2 separate regions of the Homo sapiens genome follow, and region 2 is linked to region 1. A link is a contact called in ENCODE Hi-C or POLR2A ChIA-PET data. All regions are on one chromosome and are shown on one strand. Each heading gives the region's core, a stretch centred on a gene start or an enhancer-like site at or near the end of the contact. The rest is flanking DNA. Distances are from core to core; before and after follow the strand shown.

Evidence for each region. A loop is a pair of places that touch in the nucleus more often than their neighbours do. ChIA-PET counts read pairs that join two places held with the same protein, here RNA polymerase II (POLR2A). Pooled maps may share reads with other maps.
Region 2: a loop to region 1 is called in a map of transverse colon, with 6 times the contacts of the local background. The contact joins two enhancer-like sites. A Hi-C loop is called at or near these places in 9 of 168 maps with a recorded cell type or tissue (CD14-positive monocyte, body of pancreas, colonic mucosa and 6 more), 1 of 37 single-sample maps with no recorded cell type and 10 of 50 pooled maps. POLR2A ChIA-PET finds 5 or more read pairs at or near these places in 2 of 52 experiments (A673 and activated T-cell).

Annotation. Positions count from the first base shown.
Region 1 is chr7:43,565,392-43,572,582 of GRCh38, forward strand. HECW1 (HECT, C2 and WW domain containing E3 ubiquitin protein ligase 1) reads left to right here. Exons shown (of 30, transcript NM_015052.5): 30 at 1-610. Among named protein-coding and RNA genes, the nearest start is that of STK17A, 14 kb to the right of the region's middle. RefSeq lists a silencer at 7,159-7,191. Within about 2 kb of position 2,825, at least 3 of the 41 ENCODE cell types and tissues checked have a DNase peak (open chromatin) inside an H3K27ac peak, as active enhancers do.
Region 2 is chr7:43,830,191-43,837,381 of GRCh38, forward strand. No RefSeq gene overlaps it. Among named protein-coding and RNA genes, the nearest start is that of MRPS24, 36 kb to the right of the region's middle. RefSeq lists enhancers at 4,376-4,495, 4,420-4,714, 4,626-4,995. Within about 2 kb of position 4,486, at least 6 of the 41 ENCODE cell types and tissues checked have a DNase peak (open chromatin) inside an H3K27ac peak, as active enhancers do.

The DNA of each region.
Region 1 (7,191 bases), core at 1,575-4,074:
CCAGGGTAGTTTTAATATTACATCCATCATATTTTCAGTCCATGTGTCAAACCATGTGTCCAAAATTTGGGTTCGGAAATTTCTCAGTTGCCACAAATATTTTCCCAGTCAAGATGAAACACTTTCAAATGAAAGTAGTTAGAACTTTACATAACAAATGTGGTGCTTTATTATTATTATTATTATTATTTTTATTATTATTATTATTACGTACTTCAGTGTTCATTATTAAAACTACCGCAATACTATATCATAAAAATCTGGGATGGATGTTCCAGCCATCATAAGGTCCAAAAGAAAAGAGAAAGTGTTATTTTCCTGTTAGTGACATGTAGTCCCTTTGTTCTAGTAGGAAAAAAGGTGCCTAGAGGTAGTATATAGAGTAAATATTGTTCCTTTAGCCTACTTCCTGCAGCTTCCAATTTATCCAAGGAAATGTCTACAACAATTTTGTTCAAAAGTCTGTTCTAGTCAATAGCAGGAGAAGTCCACGTTATTGGGCTGATTTTGCTTACATCAGCAAGAGAAATGTCACGTGATACTCAGGCCGCGCTTTCTCTTCCATCACACCATCTTCAAGGAATGTCAATAAACTCACTTTGGTATGGCATTGTGTATGCTCCTTATTGCAAACGGAAGTCTAGGACAACACATAACAATCTGTATCCTGCCTTACTCTCTCGCTGGATGTAAGCAATAAAACAACACAGAAGGTTACCAGCTGCTCTGATTTTTTTAAAGTCCCAAAAAAGCATAATATGTGCTCACATATCCATGAATAGAGAGGAGAGCTTTTGTAACAAGTTCCTTGTGTATGGCTGTAAGAACCCTACACAAACCACACGGGCAGCATTTTTTTTAGTGCCCTTTATGTAAACCAGTTGTGCACTGGTTTATATAAATTCCTAGCTATGGAGATGCTTCTATGAAAGCTTCAGGCTACTGCCTAACACCCAGTGTCATCCCAGGACAACGGTCACCACTAGGCAAACATATTGTGTCCTATGGCTCGTATCACAAACTCCCAAGATGGAAACAGCATGATCTCCTTCCAAGCCTCTAAAAGACAAACCATGTGGCTCTTACTGGGTGGTTGGAAGCTGATTTATTCTTTAAAGAGAAAATATTCTATTATTAGAAAAAAGTGTGGGGAGGACTGGGAGAAGGAAAAACCTGACGGACTGATTTGGAGACAGAGAGTCATCTTGATATGGCATTTTTCTTTTATTATTATTATTATTATTATTATTATTATTATTATTATTATTATTATTTTGAGACAGAGCTTTGCTCTTGTTGGCCAGGCTGGAGTGCAATGGTGCAATCTTGGCTCACTGCAACCTCTGCCTCCCGGGTTCAAGCAATTCTCCTGCCTCAGCCTCCTGAGTAGCTGGGATTACAGGCATGCGCCACCACGCTCGGCTAATTTTGTATTTTTAGTAGAGACAGGTTTTCTCTATGTTGGTCAGGCTAGTCTCGAACTCCCGACCTTAGGTGATCCACCCACCTTGGCCTCCCAAAGTACTGGAATTACAGACATGAGCCACCATGCCCGGCCAATATTGCATTTTTCCACACGTGCTGGGCTGACTTCAGATTTATTCTAACTGAAAATCACTTTTCTTCTAAGTCATAAAGAGAAAATCTGGACTAGATCATCATTTATAGTGAGGCATAGATTATAGTATTCTGCTTTAATCTTACTCTGAAATCAAGATTGGACTTCAGGTCTCCTGATTTCTTTTTTATTTTTATTTATTTATTTATTTTGAGACTGAGTTTCACTGTTGTTGCCCAGGCCAGAGTGCAATGGCGTGATCTCGGCTCACTGCAGCCTCCACCTCCCGGTTTCAAGCAATTCTCCTGTCTCAGCCTCCCAAGTATCTGGAATTACAGGTGTGCACCACCATGCCCAGCTAATTTTTGTATTTTTAGTAGAAATGGGGTTTCACCATGTTGGTCAGGCTGGTCTCAAACTCCTGGCCTCGAGTGATCCACCTGCCTTGGCTTCCCAAAGTGCTGGGATTACAGGTTGAGACACCGCACTCGGCCAGGTCTCCTGATTTCTATGGCCATACTTTTCCAATTAATGTGCTGACAGCTCACTAATTATATACTGTAAAGGGAAAAGTGACACACATAGCTTGTACTCCAGACATGGTTTAGATGTGTTTATAGAGGATGGCTCTCTAACAGAATAAGTGAAGGGAGTTATGGAGGATCAGGCCAACCTTTATCAGTGCTGCAGGAATTACATATCACATTTATGGCTGGGAATAGGCTTAGACACTTTTGTCCAACAGGTTTACCTTGGAGATCTGAGAACAGAATAGTTGATGTCAAGGCCACTGAGTTTTACCTTGAAGGCTACCGCCTTATCACAAAATATCCTGTGGGGTCCTGGGCTCTGGACCTGGCATAACCATTCAAAAATGTGCCAGGAGCATGAGGTATGCAGAAGAGATGGAACCTGAAAGAGTACAACTGGATGCCAGGAATCCAAGGTCAGTGTGCAGTCACCAAAGAAGGATGTGGGCTGCTGGTTCCCACGGCCCCTCTGTGCAAGTTTGCTAGGGCTGCCAGAACAAAGAACCCCAAGTTGGGTGGCTTAAAGAAGGCTAGCAGTTTGCTATGAAGGTGTCGGGGGCTGGTTCCTTCTCAGGGTTGTGGGAAAGCATCTATTCCACCCCGCTCTCCTAGTTTCCAGTGGTTTTCTTGCAGTATTTGGCATTCCTTGGCTTGTAGATCTCTGCCTTCATCTTTGTATGACTGTGTGTGTGTGTGTGTGTGTGTGTGTGTGTGTGTGTGTGTCTACACTTTTCCTTTTTATGAGGACAACATCATATTGGATTAGGGCTAACGCTAATGACCTCACTTTAACTTGATTAGTTCTGTAAAGACCTTACCTCCAAATAAGGAAATAGAATCATATTTGAGGTACTGGGTGGAGTTAGAGCTCCAGTATATCTTCTTTGGAGGACATGATTCAATCTGTAACATCCTCCTTCCTGCCACCTTAAGAGCCTCCAGCAGTAATAGTAACAATCATAAATTCTGACATGCCTTTTATGTATCATCTTATGAAATAGCTACCTTTATATCCCTCTTTTAAGCTGAAAAAGAAAAAAAGTACAAAGAAGTGAACTAACTTGCCCAAAGACACACAGTTAGTAAACGACATAGCCAAGATTTGAGAACAAGGAGCCAGCTCCAGGGCCCAAGCACTCAACCACACACCACCTCATTCAAGTAACCACTTATTGAATACTTGTTACGTGTTGGGTCTTGTGCCAGACACAGGGGCCAGTGGCAGTCTTTGCCCTCAGGGAGCTCATGATCTAACAATATAATAATGCATTATTCTCCTCCAGTTGAGATTTGGCCCGATTCCAGTGTGAGTAGTCTCCCCAACCCAGCTCGCCAAACCTGGCTCCTGAGTACAATATGACGCCATTAAAAAATAATAAGCAACGTGCTACAGGAAAAGGCAACAGGAGCAATTGTCTCTGCTGGTGAGGAAGCATGGGCAGGAATGAACTCGGAGACAGAATTTGAGCATGTATAAAAATGGGAAAAATAATTTAAATGTATTATACCAGAAAGAGGGAAATATTTTTTTCTGAAACAGTAAACAAAGAAATGAGCAGAGGTGATTCAATCAGCCTAAGAACCTTCATATCTTTAAAAGCTGGGAGAATACAGCTACAAAGAGATTTCTTTTTAATGTCTGGAACTTCTGATTGAATTAGCATTAAAACTTATTCAGATTAGAATTAATTTGTTCAAATAATTGGGCAAGTTATATATGCCCAAGAACTTGTATTTCTTTCCATTTTATTCCAAAGAGTACATCCTATAGAGTTTTCTGTTTTTCTTACACAGTTGTTACATAATCCCTATTACTTTTTAAATGTAATAAAAATGGGGTCCTGGCTTTTATCCTGTCCAGAATTTTATATTCACTCATAAAAAGAGCTTCTTCCCTTTTTCCAACCTTATTCTTTCAGTAGGAAAAATTAAACGACAACGGGAAATAACTCTCTTCTAAGATTGTGGTGGATCACATAAAAGGGCCTCAATTCTTCAGCCCCCCTGAAGTCACATCCTTTACCCTGTAACTTTGCAGTCACCTCCATCTGTGGTTGGTCATTCTGAGTCATTCCCTGAACCACCCACCCAGCATAACACAAGCAGAGGCATGTAAAGTACTTGCACGGCTGAGCTTGACCTCTCTCTCTTGTTGCTGTGCTATCACCATGAGAGCAGGCCTGGAATAAGAGGAGAATGAGAGATGTCAGGGGCCAAACCGAGCCAGGCTAGATCAACCAACAGCCAGCTGACCACCAGGTACTTGAGCAAACCCAGCCAGGATCATTAGAGCCACCCGGCCAACCTCCAGCTGACCCCGGAGACATCAACACTAAAAGTGCATGGTTAAACACCAGTGATATTTTGTGATCACTGTACTTTTTTGTGGCAATAGATAATTGATTCAAAGACCATTCAGCATTCTTTCCTTTTTAGGATAACTTTTGAGAAGAAACACTGACCGTTTACCCTTAGGAGAGCATTCACTATGCATGGTAGCTACTCTTTAGTTTCAATTGACAATGGCCAAGTCTGGTGGCTCACAAATCCCAACTACTCAGGAGGCTAAGGCAGGAGGACTGCTTGAGGCTCGGAGCTTGAGACCAGCCTAGTCAACATAGTGAGACCTTGTCTCAAAAAAATAATAATTAATTAATTAATTAATAATGAGACTGCAGAGAAAAGAGAAATTGGCATGTTGGCATAACTTTTCTGAATATAATTTGATGATATGTATCAAGAGTTTTAAAATATCAAAGGCCAAGTTATGGTTCAAAATTGCATCTTACTGGTGGATCTGGAGGTGACTTCGTTCATTCAGGTCAGACACTAAACTGTTCTTAGATACTCTTTCCACCCCATCATCAGTAACACTCTATGTTTATCCTGGATTAGAACTCCTATGTAGACAGCAGGAACTAAAGGAAAATTATCCTGTATCGCATATTCCAAAAGATGAAGCCCCCATACACAAATTCTGTAGGGGAGGGTAGGAGAAAGAAGAACCCTAGTGGCAAAGCACTTATTTATTCAATTTATCAATAAATGTTTATTGAACATCAGCACTGTGCTGGGCATTGTTTTAGGCACTGGTGTTGCATCAGTAAACAAAACAAAGAATAAGTAAGTACATAATAGAGTATGTTGAGAGGTGGTAAGTGTGACGGGGAAAAAGGAGAGGAAAGGAAGAGAAAGGAAATGAAGAGGGTTGAAATAGAAGGGATTAGAAATATAAAAAGAATTTTTAGGGAAGGTGCTGACAAAAGATGATGTTTGGGCAAAATCTTAAGAGATGAGAGAATGAGCGTTGACACTCTCTGGAGGAAGAGTGGCTTGGTCAAAGGCGACAGCAAATGCAAATGCCTTTGAAACTGAAGCATTTCTGGTCAAGCCTGCGGTGGCTTGTAGTTTTCATAGTTTTTCAGAAGAGCAAGCAGTAAAGGTAGAAGGCAATACTTCCTCAGTTCCACTGAGCTTCACTTAGATGAATACTTACCAGATTCTCCAGTTGGTCTGTGCTCACCTACCTGCTGTCCAGATGTAGGAGTCCAGGTGTCCAAATGAACAGAGGGTTGAACCAAAACACACACACACACACACACACACACACACAGACACACAGTTCCTTAGCAAAAGCTAGGTCTAATTTACTCACTGAAGGACAAATAATTCTGGAAACTATGACAAACATCACAGAACAAGAAAAAGAAACAGCACCCTGAAGACTCAAAGGAAGAGTTCATCCCTGAAGATGACTCACTACTGGCAACAATTGAAATTATTAAAAAATTTCTAATTGGGCCAGGTGCAGCGGCTCATGCCTGTGGTCCTAGCACTTTGGGAGGCCAAGGCAAGAGGACTGCTTGAGGCCAGGAGTTCAAGACCAGCCTGGGCAACATAGCAAGACCATATCTCTCCTAAAAAAAAAAAATAATAATTAATTAGCCAGATGCAGTGGTACACATCTATAGTCCCAGCTACTCAGGAGACTGAGGTGGGAGGATCCCTTGAGCCTGGGAGTTCAAAGCTGCAGTGAGCTATGATCATGCCACTGCACTCCAGCCTGGGCAACAGAGCAAGACTCTGGCTCAAAAAAAATATGTATTTTCTAATTGGCATTCTGAATAGCTAGCCAGAAGACATGACCCCTGAGAAATAGAAGCAAAATACATAAAAAGACAGCTGAATTGACTGAAAAATAAACCAAAACAAAAAAACAAGCAAACAATAGCAGACTTCCAATTAAGATGGAGCACTAAGCTGACTTGAAAACAACCACCACCCTCATGCTCGAAATGTAAAAAGATGGTGGCCCACGCCTGTAATCCCTGCACTTTGGGATCCTGAGGCGGGCTGATCATGAGGTCAGGAGTTCCAGATCAGTCTGGCCAGCATAGTGAAACCCCGACTCTACTAAAAATACAAAAAATTAGCCAGGTGTGGTGGTATGTGCCTGTAATCCAAGCTACTTAATTACTGAAGCAGGAGAATCACATGAACCCAGTAGGTGGAGGTTGCAGTGAGCCAAGATTGCGCCATTGCACTCCAGCCTGGGCGACAGTGCGAGACTCTGTCTCAAAAAAAGAAAAAAAAAAAAAAAAGCCGGGCGTGGTGGCTCACGCCTGTAATCCCAGCACTTTGGGAGGCCAAGGCGGGCGGATTGCCTGAGGTCAGGAGTTCGAGACCAGCCTGGCCAACATGGCGAAACCCCGTCTCTACTAAAAATGCAAAAATTAGCCAGGCATGGTGGTGTGTGCCTGTAATCCCAGCTACCCAGGAGACTGAGGCAGGAGAATCACTGGAACCCAGGAGGCAGAGGCTGCAGCGAGCTGAGATTGTGCCACTGCACTGCAGCCTGGGTGACAGCAAGACTCCATCTCAAAAAAAAAAAAAAAATATATATATATATTGTTTTTAATGTAATATACAGTGAAGCTAAGAAGCTAGCAATAAAAAGAAACCTACAGCTACAGTGGTTAGTAAGAATTGGTTAAACACTTTAAGGACATGGGTTTTCTTCTGGGTCAGGACTTGAGCCCTCAGTCTTCTTATAGAGCAAGGAACTGAAAATGAACTCTTGGCATTGAACCTGAAATTGGGAAA
Region 2 (7,191 bases), core at 3,236-5,735, 270 kb after region 1:
GATCCACCTACCTTGGCCTCCCAAAGTGCTGGGATAACAGGCGTGAGCCATAGCGCCCAGCCTAACAGGTGCTCTTAAATCCAGTTTTCTGATTAATAACTAGGAGATTGTGACATTAGAATAGAAAAAAAAACTTTCAAATAGAAGAGTGAATAGTGTTTGGTTTTCTTTGGACTGTATTTGTATAAATATGTTATTGGTATGTGTTCCAAAATTATGAGAAACTTCTATAATGTTGATATAATTTAGTGTACTTTATCAATAATTATAATTGTTATGTAAAATTGTTGTATGCCACAGAAGTAACCAAAATTCCTAGTCAATTGTAGCTATAGACTTTTGTCATCCACAGACATTTTGTCTTGCTTTAGTCCTTTTCAAAAGGTAGTTTATAATCAGATACAGGACTCTGAGTTCAGGTCTCAGATAACTTTAAAAACTGTGCTATTGGTCAGGTGTGGTGGCTTATGCCTGTAATCCCAACACTTTGGAAGGCCAAGACAGGCAGATCACTTGAGGTCAGGAGTTCAAGACCAGCCTGGCCAACATGGTGAAACCCCATCTCTACTAAAAATATGAAAATTAGTTGGGCGTGGTGGCACACACCTGTAATCCCAGCTACTCAGGAGGCTGAAGGAGGGGAATTGCTTGAACCTGGGAGGTGGAGGTTGCAGTGAGCCAAGATCATGCCACTGCACTTCCAGCCTGGGTGACAGAGCAAGACTCTGTCTCAGAAAAAAAAAAAAAAATGTGCTATTGGAATAGAGGAAAAAAACCAAACTTCTAGGACTCTCATGGAGAGCTAATGTGTTAAACATTGCTAAACCTTTTGTGTTCAGTCAAGATAACTTATTTCTTTAGAGCTATTTGCAACTTTTAACAAATGAGTAAAATATACTCCTGTGAACAAAACTTGGAGCATATTTGTTCCTCTCTGCCTGATTTCTCCAGAATTTGGAAACTATTTGTGAGTATTCTCAACTTACAGAGGTATAGTTAATTGCATAAGTGCAATAAGAATCTGTTTTCTTTTGTAACAGGACACAACTGGAGAAATTGGTTATTTTACCAAGGCTTTGACTTGAATGGCATGCTTCCTTTAAAGAATCAAAGTGGACTTTTAGAGCCAATTAAAGCCCATTGGGGCATCTGGCCTTATACCTTGTCCACACAGGGTGCCTGTACAAGGTTTCTGATCTGTGGTAAGTAAAGAATGTCATTTTCTAACAGGCCCAGGAACACCAAGTTATCTTGGGACCTCAAGAGGAGAGGAATTCACCCAACTCATAGGTATTTGAGGGTACAAATCCATGGCTGGGGTTGGCCTTTAAAAAGTCTTATCTGAGATTCTTCATGGAAGAGAGTTCTATCAAAGCCAATTTTAAAAGCCTAATTGAAAAATAATTATTCTTGCTGCACCTTATGCAAATAATCAGGCCAAGTACAGTTAAGACTGAAGTTTATTTTGTAAGCAAATCAGTTCTATCATGATTGTTTTTAATAAAAATGGGCACTGGAGAGAGAAAAATTGTGCTTCAAAAGAAAAACTATAGTACACTGTTGTTAGCTGTTCTTGAGGTTTTTTCTGCAGTTTAGACTAAATTCTAAATTCTTTATGGGTTAGAAGTCTCCAAACTAATGCTTTCAAATCTTTGCTTTTAAACTTGGGAATTGTACTCCTCATCCTAGGACTCATTATTTACCTTATAGTATGCTGTTCACATAAATACTGTACTAAAACTATAGATGAGAATACTAATGTTTTTACCTTGCAAGCCTTGGAAGCTCAACCATGCCTGCATGAGTATGCTCAGACAATTGCAAAGCAGTTCCACTCTTCCCACCTTGGGGTTCACTCTCATTCCCACTATGTCCCCTTTCAGCAGGAAGAAGCCAAAGTGATCAACAGCCTTTTCCCATCTTCATAGCCTACACCTTAAGATTGAGGTATTATAAAACCCAAAGGGAGGGATTGAAACTACCTTTGCAAAAGTATGGCTGAGACAGTGAAAGGGATCTAACTTAACTGACTCCATCTTGCTTCTAACCTCCAAGTTGTCCTTGTTCATTCCTGGGCATAGGCTGAACTAACTTTGGGAGAAACTTAGTTTATAGTTTAAACAAAGATGGTAACAGCCCTTTCCCAAAGCAGACCTCCTTCTTCCCTGGGGACTAGATTGCCTTCGTAGGACTAACATTAGCCACAAGATTAGAAATTATGGTTTAGGAGTCATGAAGCTGGAGGCTACAAAATTCTGACCCTCCCTAAACTGCTCCTAAGATCAGGGCTTGAGATATTTTGCAGACCCTGTACTTGATGGATCAGCTGGCATCACTCAGATCAATAAACTGGCTCACCTGATCTTGTGGCCCCCGACCCAGGAACTGACTCATCACAAGCAGACAGCTTTGACTCCCTATGATTTCATCCCTGACCAATCAGCACTCCTGGCTCACTGGCTTCCCCCCACCCACCAAGTTATCCTTAAAAACTCTGCTCCCCAGGCCAGGTGCAGTGGCTCATGCCTGTAATCCTAGCACTTTGGGAGGCCAAGGTGGGCGAATGCTGGGGGAGACTGATTTGAGTAATAATAAAACTCCAGTCTCCCCCATGGCCGGGCCTGTGTGAATTACTCTTTCTCTATTATAATTCCCTGTCTTGATGAATTGGCTCTTGTCTAGGCAGTGGGTAAGGTGAACCCCTTGGGCAGTTACAGTCTCTTTTGCTGACTTCTAGAAATTATATTAACTACCATTTATTAAGCAAGCTTTATGTTCCAGGCAAGGTGCTAAGAGTTTTACAGACCATATTTCTTTTTTTTCTTTTTTTTTTCTGAGACAGTTGAGACAGTCTCACTTCTTTTGCCCAGGCTGGAGGGTAGTGGCGTGTGGCTCACTGCGGCCTCAACCATCCAGGCACGAGCAGTCCTCCCATCTCAGCCTCCTGAGTAGCTGAGACTACAGGCATATGCCACCACACCATTTTTTTTTTTTTTGGTAGAGACAGGGTCTCATTATGTTGCCCAGGCTGGTCTTTAACTCCTGGGTTCAAGTGATCCTCCTGTCTTGGTTTACCAAAGTGCTGGGATCACAGGTGTGAGGCATTGTGCCCAGCCTACCTTCTCATTTTGAAAGCAATACAATACCAACTTTAATGGTAATACACTCTTATGTAATAAACAAAGACATTTACAAATATCAGAAACCCAGTTTTGAAACATTTGCATTAACTGTGACCTGAATCAACTTTTTTTTTTTTTCAGACAGAGTCTCACTCTATCGCCCAGGCTGGAGTGCAATGGCACGATCTTGGCTCACTGCAACCTCCATCTCCTGGGTTCAAGCAATTCTCCTGCCTCAGCCTCCCGTGTAGCTGGGATTACAGGTGCATGCCACTATGCTAATTTTTGTTCCAGACCAGCCTGGACAACATAATGAGACTCTACAAAATTAATTAATTAACTAATTAATTAAAAATGATGTTTCTAAAGAATGTAACTTACACACTATGTTGTTAACAGTGTTAACTCAGTGGATGAAAGTGGTTTGCCACACTCATGCATATAATAAATGACAAACATACTTGTTTGAAAGATGCTTCTTTGAAAGCTACTTAGTGGTCAAGCATGGTGGCTCATGCCTGTAATCCCAGCACTTTGGGAGGCCGAGGCAGGAGAATTGCTTGAGTCCAGGAGTTCAAGACCAGCCTAGGCAACATAACGATACTCTCTACAAAAAATTTAAAATTAGCAGAGTGTGGTGGCATAGTTCCAGAACTCTGGGAGGCTGAAGTGGAAGGATCACTTGAGTCCAGCAGTTCTAGGCTGCAGTGAGCTGTGATCATACCACTACACTCCGGCCTGGGTGACAGAGCTACAATATGTTATGAACAGTGTTATTTTAGTGAATGGAAGTAATGTATGTAGTGAAGCGTCTGAAGACACATGTTTAAATAATGTTTCAGATCTTATGGACAGCTGCAAACCATGTCATTCAGAATACACAATCTTCTCAAGTGCACATGGAACATTCTCCAAGATAGAGTATATATCAGGTCACAAAATAAGTCATAACAAATTAAGAAAACTGAAATCATAACAAGTATCTTTTCTGATCACAATGGTATAAAACTAGAAATCAATAATAGGAGTAATTTCAGAAAATTCACAAATATGTAGAATTTAAACAACATGCTCCTATACAACCAATGGGTCAAAGAATTATTTTTTTTTTTGAGATGGGGTCTCACTCCGTCACTCATACTGGAGTGCAGTGACATGATAGTGAGATGAGAAGTCTTCTTCCGATCAAAGGTTTTTCTTGATCGAAGAGTTTGTGGTCTCATGGGCTTCAAGGAATGAAGCTGTGGACCACAGTGGCAAGTGTTACAGCTCAATTAGAGAAACGTGTGGACCCAAAGAGTGTGTGGCAGCAAGATTTATTAAAGCGAAAGTGAATGTAAAGCAAAAGTGAAAGTAAAGCTTCCACGTGGTGGAAGGGGACCTGGAAGGGTTGCCCTGGCTTGAGTGTCTTATGCTTATATGCCCTTATGACTCCTTCCCTTTTCCTTTTCCTTTTCCTGTCCTATAGGATTAGCTTATTTTCTATCCGCTTGTGGGTTGGTGGGCCTGATTGGTTAAAAACATCACGCTGCAGCTAGAGCTTAAACTCCCTATATGATTGGTTGAAGTTTCAATCCCTTAGCTTGCAGCTATGACTCATTTTGGCTTAGGAGAAAGTCCCCTTTGATTGGTTGAAGTTTCAATCCCTTAGCTTGCAGCTATGACTCATTTTGGCTTAGGGAAAAGTCCCCTTAGGGAAGTCCCTATTGACCCAGGAAGTCCAGCCAACTTAGCCACTTAGTCGCTCAATAGCTCACCACAACCTCAACCTCCTGGGTCCAAGTGATCCCCCCACCTCAGCCTCCCCAGTAGCTTGGGACTACAGGCTCATACCACCACATCTGGCTTTTTGTATTTTTTGTAGAGAAGGGGTTTCACCATGTTGCCCAGGCTGGTCTCAAACTTCTGGGCTTAAGCAATCTGCCTGCCTTGGCCTCCCAAAGTGCTGGGATTACCGGTGTGTGCCACTGTGCCCAGCCTCAAAGAAGAAATTTAAAAATCTTTTGAGGCCGGGCACAGTGGCTCATGCCTGTAATCCCAGCAGTTTGGGAGGCCCAGGTGGGCGGGTCACCTGAGGTCAGGAGTTCAAGATGGCCAACATGGTAAAACACGGCCAACATGGTGAAACCCCATTTCTACTAAAAATACAAAAATTAGCCGGGTGCAGTGGCACACACTTGTAATCCCAGCTACTTGGGAGGCTGAGGCAGGAGAATCACTTGAACTGAGGAGGCAGAAGTTGCAGTGAGCCAAGATCGCACCACTGCACTCCAGCCTGGGTGACAGAGCAAGACCCTGTCTCCAAAACAAAAGAGGAATGTTGAAAAAAGAGTAATGTTTCTCAGCACGACAAAGACTATCTCTGACAAGCCCACAGCTAACATATTTAACTGTGAAAATATTTTTTCCTCTAAGATCAGGAACAAGACAAAGATGCCAACTCTCACCATGTCTATTCAATATAGTACTGGAAGTCCTAGCCACAACAATCAAGCAAGAAAAAGCATGACAGACATCCAGATAGGAAAGAAGTAGAAGAAAATTTTTAAATGCTACTTACAAAGTTTGTTGTGAACCGTGTAACTTCCATGTAAGGAAGTAATGAATGTAGTGAAGTGTTTGTAGTCATGTTAAACAGGCTTCTGAAATGTTATTTATATACTATTTTAAAAAGACGTTTCCACAAATGTTACTTATGCAGTGTGTTGTGAAAAGTATTACTTTGGTGAAGGAACGTGGTTACCATACTGAAATTGATGTAAAATATTGGTCCAAACTCCTGACATTCCCTGAAAAGATTTATGGGAATTTCTTTGCTCTCAAGAGATTAATAAGAAATGGAATGAAGCCGGGCACAGTGGCTCATGCCTGCAATCCCAGCACTTTGGGAGGCTGAGGTAGGCAGATCATTTGAGGTCAGGAGTTCAAGACCAGCCTGGCCAACATGGTGAAATCCCATCTCTGCTAAAGATACAAAAATTAGCCAGGCGTGGTGGCAGGCGCCTGTACTCCCAGCTACTCAGGAGGCTGAGAAAGGAGAATAGCCTGAATCCAGCCAGAAGATGTTGCAGTGAGCCAAGGTCAAACCACTGCACTCCAGCCTGGGCAACAGAGTGAGACTGTGTCTCAAAAAAACAAAAACAAAAAAATAAAAATAAAGAAAAAGAAATGGAATGAGATCCTAAACTCTAAAGCCATGCCAAAACAACCTTCCTTTGAGGATTCCAGCTGACTATATTATGGCTCATTCTCATGCACATTTTGAAACAGATGGGCAAATTCTATCAAGGAAAGTTCAGAGCTCAGATGGTCACTAAGAAAACTACAACCAACTATGCGGTTAACAAGCAAAATCTTCGAAGTTCTCTATCTCTCTATTTTATTTTTTTCCTGCCTACTTTCAATCTGCTGACTTTTCTGCTGGTGTTGAGATAAAAATCACTGCTTATGACATTTGAGCCAAGATTTTTTAAAAAAAGACTTAAAGCCATTTCAAATTAATGACTTTACAAATAACAGCTCCATGATAAACAACCTAGACACCTGAACTGTCCCTTTCGGAAATGTAAATTTAGGTTTGCCTGCCTAACAACTGTGTATGGTGACAAAACAGGTAATTGAAAGACTAATAGTCTAGAAGAATTACATAAATGTTTAGAAAAGTTAGGCTCTCAGATCAGACAGGTTAAAATCTTGAGCTCAGAGCCATAATGTAAGTATCAGTGTCTGGCATAAAAATTGCTTTATCTGCCACTCAAGGAGTTAGAAAAAAATTTTTAAATGCAGATAATCTTTTTCCCACCCACACTGGAGCAGGTGGTGAAGCAAAGTAGGTCTGAGGACTGGATTGCCATGTGGACACTGTGTTAATTTCTTTTTCTTTTCTTTTTCTTTCTTTCTTTTTTTTTTTTTCTGAGACTGAGTCTCACTCTGTCCCCCAGGCTAAAGTGCACTGGGTCCATCTCTGCTCACTGCAACCTCCACCTCCCAGGTTCCAGTGATTCTCCTGCCTCAGCCTCCTGAGTAGCTGGGATCACAGGCGTGTGCCACCACGCCCAGGTCATTTTTG